Linked DNA regions of Homo sapiens: region 1 is linked to region 2. Evidence: chromatin loops called from intact Hi-C (ENCODE). Cell type or tissue: mammary epithelial cell. All regions are shown on one strand.

What was found. Hi-C counts contacts between places; a loop is a spot of excess contacts. Peaks named below come from ENCODE experiments on the same cell type or tissue, not always from the same donor. Only the 100,000 strongest peaks of a DNase experiment are listed, where the experiment ranks them.
Region 1: a loop joins it to region 2, with 4 times the contacts of the local background. A loop is called at or near these places in 4 of 110 quality-filtered maps.

What each region holds. Positions count from the first base shown.
Region 1 is chrX:13,001,382-13,003,881 of GRCh38, reverse strand. No RefSeq gene overlaps it. Among named protein-coding and RNA genes, the nearest start is that of TMSB4X, 28 kb to the right of the region's middle. In mammary epithelial cell, no CTCF peak of the experiment used is centred here; DNase peaks (open chromatin) are centred at 1,451 and 1,691; H3K27ac peaks cover 1,623 bases.
Region 2 is chrX:13,100,857-13,103,356 of GRCh38, reverse strand. No RefSeq gene overlaps it. Among named protein-coding and RNA genes, the nearest start is that of FAM9C, 57 kb to the right of the region's middle. RefSeq lists a silencer at 213-507. In mammary epithelial cell, no CTCF peak of the experiment used is centred here; DNase peaks (open chromatin) are centred at 46 and 1,436; H3K27ac peaks cover 2,230 bases.

The sequences.
Region 1 (2,500 bases), 99 kb after region 2:
GTTGAAAGGTCAGTGCAGTGTTTCCTCCCAGGCAAAAGAAAATCAAGAGAATGGACCAAGCAATAAATGAGCAACTAGTTTCTGAAGCACTACTGTGTGGCCAGTCCTATAACAGATGAAAAAAATGGCCTAATTTCTATCCTCTCAAACTAAATGTTGAGAAGCAATTAGAAAACAAAGCAAATAAGCCCCCAAATGGCTGACTGAAATCAGCCAGAGATTTTTGCTTGTGCATTTCAGACTCCCCGGGGCTTACAGAGTTATAAAAGGGACTGAGATATTCGATATCAAAAATGTATTTTTCCCGGCCAGGCACAATGGCTCACGCCTGTAATCCCAGCACTTTGGGCGGCCGAGGCGGGCGGATCACTTAAGATCAAGAGTTCGAGGCCATCCTGTCCATCATGGTGAAACCCTGTCTCTAATAAAAATACAAAAATCAGCTGGGCGTGGTGGCAGGTGCCTATAATCCCAGCTGCTCAGGAGGCTGAGGCAGGAGAACCGCTTGAACTCGGGGGACGGAGATTGCAGTGAGCTGAGATCGCAACACTGTATTCCAGCCTGGGCAACAGAGCAAGACTCTGCCTCAAAAGAAAAGAAAAAAAAATCACATGAATGCCATTCCTTAGCTTTCCTATTAGATACAGTTGTAATTTCTAAAAAAGAATTATGATATCTTTTGCGAGGACATAAAAATTCAGAGTGCAAGAAGAGGGGTCACGTTTTTAAAATTAAGAACCGTTGATATAAGCAATATAAATGGAAAATTCAGAGGAGGAGAGATTAAGGTATTTTCATAGAGGAGAAAGATCATAAAAGGCTTAATCCCTGACCAGGAGGATTTTAATTCTTTAGCTAATTTATTTATGGCCTCCTGTGATCACAGTTTCAGTTGGTTTCATAATGGTGGTTTAGTTTGCAGAACATATGAATAAAGCTAAGGTTTGGAGGAAGTAAGAATCATCAAAATCTGTACAAAGGGTTTTTGTTTCCAGCTCAAAGGAGAAAAAAATATGATTTTTCCTCACTCTCTTGAATTATTTATTCATATAATATATATATATGCAGAATTTGGAATGAGAAATATCTTTACAACTTCTGGGCCTTAATTTTCCAGTTCTGAGATGAACAAAACATTGTCATATTCATCCCAGAGACCAGAAGTACAGTTTAATTGAATCAATCCTCACGTTTATGAGGTTCTTTGAAATGTTTTGTTGTAATAGGCCATATAAATGTAAATGATTAACAGGAAGCAAGAGAGAACTACCACCACCTCACCACTATAGCAGCTGAAGGCAGATTTTCTCAATACATCTTCCAACTCATAAAAAGAGAAAGGAAGACCTTACTTCTCCCAAATGTAATCCCAGTAGTGTAATTATAGTCACACATCACTTAACAATGGGGCTATGTTCTGAGCAATGCATCGTTTGGTGATTTCATCATTGTTCGATCATAGAGGTACTTACACACACCTAGTTGGTGTAGCCTCCTGCACACCTAGTCTAGATGGTATAACCTATTGCTCCTAGTCTACAAACCTGTATAGCATGTTCCTGTACTGAATACTGTAGGCAACTGTAATACAATGGTGAGTATTTGTATATCTAAACATAGAAAAAGTATAGTAAATATATGGTATAAAAGATAAAAAATGGTTCACCTGTATAGGGCACTTACCACAAATGGAGCTTGCAAAACTGGAAGTTGCTCTGGGTGAGTCAGTGAGTGGTGAGTGAATGTGAAGGCACAGGGCATGACTGTATACTACAGTAGACTTTATAAACACTGTACACTTAGGCTACATTAAATTTATGTTTAAAATATTTTTCTTTCTTCAATAATAAATTAACCTTAGCTTACTGTAACGTTTTTACTTTATACACCTTCGAATTTTTTTAGCTTTTTGACTCTTTTGTAATAACAGCTTAAAATATACATTGTACAGCTGTACAGAAATGTTTTCTTTCTTTATATCCTTATTCTGTAAACTTTTTTCTATTTTCAAACTTTTTATTTTATTTTTGTGTGTGTTTTTACACAAACACAGACATTAGCCTAGGCCTACACAGGCTCAGGATTGTCAATCTCACTGTCTTCCACCTCCACAGCTTGTCCCACTGGAAGGTCCTCAGGGGAAGTAACAGGCATGGAGCTGTCATCTCCTATGATAACAATGCCTTCTTCTGGATACCTCCTGAAGGACCTGCGTGAGGCTGTTTTACACTTAACTTTATATCTATATGTAGGAGTACACTCTAAAATAATGATAATGGTGGGGTGCAGTGGCTCATACCTGTAATCCCAGCGCTTTGGGAGGCTGAGGTGAGAGGGTCACTTGAAGCCAGGGGTTCCAGATCAGTCTGAGCAACGTAGTGAGACCTGTTCTCTACAAAAAATGTAAAAATTAGCCGAGCATGGTGGTGCACACGTATAGTCCCAGCTACTTGGGAGGCTGAGGTAGGAGGATCACTTGAGCCTGGGAGGTCCAGGCTGC
Region 2 (2,500 bases):
CCTTCTTGTGTGTTTGATGAAATATCTCATTGTGGTTTTGATTTGTATTTCCCTTATGACTAATTGAGGATCTTTCCACGTGGGTATTAGCCATTTGAATAGCCTATTTGGAAAAATGTCTATTTAGAATCTTGTCCCTCTTTAGAATGATTTGTCTACCTGTTCACTTGTTTACCACCCCCCACTCCCCACCCTGCTGCTAATTTATAAGTTCTGTGAGGGTAGGCACCATGATGCTTTTGTTCGGTATTACATACCCACGACCCAAAAAACCATCTGACACATAGTAGAAACTCAATAAATAATTGTGGCTGATTGCATTAATGTCTTCTGTACTATGCTAATTAGAGCTCATGGAAATAAGATAATCAAGGGTCCAGGCACTCTAACTATAGCTCTCCACTCTTCTAAGCTCATTGGGTTGTTTTATGACCTGCTTAGACTTTCATAAGATCTGACTTGTGTTTAATACTTGGACATGTGCTGCCCTAGAAAACCTCTTTCTAATCTCAATATCAAAAGTTTGGCTTTCCAAGGAATGCTCTGTGTTTTTAGTCCACAAACAGGACATGCTTGCCATTCCTGTTACTGTTTTGCCTGTAGCTTTGTAGCCTTATTCTTCTGGATTCCTTACTATGTGAGAGTTAAAGAAAAAGTGAGAAGATGAGGAAGGTATTCTACATTTTTGTTCTTTCAGGTTAATGTGGCTGTAAAGAGAGGAATAAGATTAATGATAATCGCTCTCCTCTTTTTCTGACCTCCTCGGGGCCATCCAAAGTAGTTTGGAAAAGATATTGTAATAAAGCATTTTGTTTTGTTTTTGTTTTTGTTTTTTTTCACTCCTGAAGTTCATACCCCATCCCCACTCTTACTTAACTGCAGTGGCACTTAAAAGTCAATGAGATCACCCCAATATAAGATTAACTTTGTAGAATTCATGAATTCCATGAACCAAAGGAAAAATGGTTACTGGCTAGTTAAGACCATGTACGCACAATGCCCATTACTATTTGGTCAAATAACATATTTTTATCATTTCTAATGGCTACATAGCATCCCATTATATGAAAAATGATGCAATTATATGTTTATTGTTGAGTGGTGAAAATCCCATCTTTATTTTAAAAGTATATAGGAAAATAATGTGAAAATATATGCCAACTCTTAATATGGGTATCTAAGAATGTCTAAGGTAATGGATGGATTTCACTTTACTTTCTTCTTATTCATCTCACTTTAAAACTATTCTACAGTGGGAATATGCCAGTTGTGTAATTTGTAAAATGAAATAATAATGATGTGCAGCTATCAGTAAAGATATTCTGTGTCCAGAGTGAGCCAGTGACGCCTTGTGAGTCTGAACAGAGAAGCGCCTGCCTAGCTTCGTTCAGGTCTCCTCGCTCCTCCCAGGCCTAGCCTCGCCTTGTCCGCTGATCTGTCTGTGAGTCATCATTTGCTTTATTTCCCACCACACCCAGTCTCAAATGAATGTTCACTTCCTTCACAGCAAGTTCCTACTCTAATTGCCAAGGACTTCTATTTCTGTCTTCACAATGGGTCAAAGTTCAGACTACAGAAAATTAACTCTGTATTTTCATTAGCAGGGCTACTCTTTTCTACTACGCAGTTGCTATTAACATTTTCTTCCATGTAGATCTATGTAATTGGTGAAATCTGTCTGTCTCACAGTCCTGCAAATACGCCTTCTGCACATGCCTGAAAATTCCCCCTCCCCTAAGTAACTACAGTGATTTTATGAGCTCTCACTTTTACCATGAGAATGAACACCTTCTAATCTGATTTTATCCAAAAGAATGTCTCTCTGTTACTCTCTTATTAAAAAGTCATCTCTTATCAATGCTTCCCCTTCTACCTCCACCCTCCACCACCACTCTTTTGAGGACGTAGAGGTTTAAATTAACCTGCACTGTTTAAAATAATGAACTATTAGACATAACATAAAGATCCAACCAAAAGGAAGAGGCAAGGAGCAGCATGGCCAGGTGTTCAGAGCTTGGACTCTGATCCTGGACCATTTGGGGTTGAACCCCAAATGGCAAGTTAATTACCTTCTCCTTAACTCAGTTTCTCTGTAAAACAGGAGTAATCATACTACCTACCTCACAGGCATGCTGTTACAGTGCTTAGAAAAGTGCTGGGCACAGAGGAAGCACTAGGTTTGTTAGTTGTTAATATTTTCAAGCCTACAATGGAATATAATGTAGTCATTACAATGGGTGATGAAGATGCATATTTATTAGCACGCAAGCTGCTTCACAATACGGCATTAGCTCAAAGAAGCAGATTTCAGGATTTCAGGACAGTGGCTACAACATGATCCCATTTGAAATATACATGCATCATGTATGTATATGGATCTATGGACGAATATAGCACTGATATGCTAGCAGTGGTTTTTACTGGGTGGTAGAGTTTTAATTGATTTTATTCATTGATTAGTTTCTTTTTCCTTATTTTCTAATTTTTCAGCATTAATTAT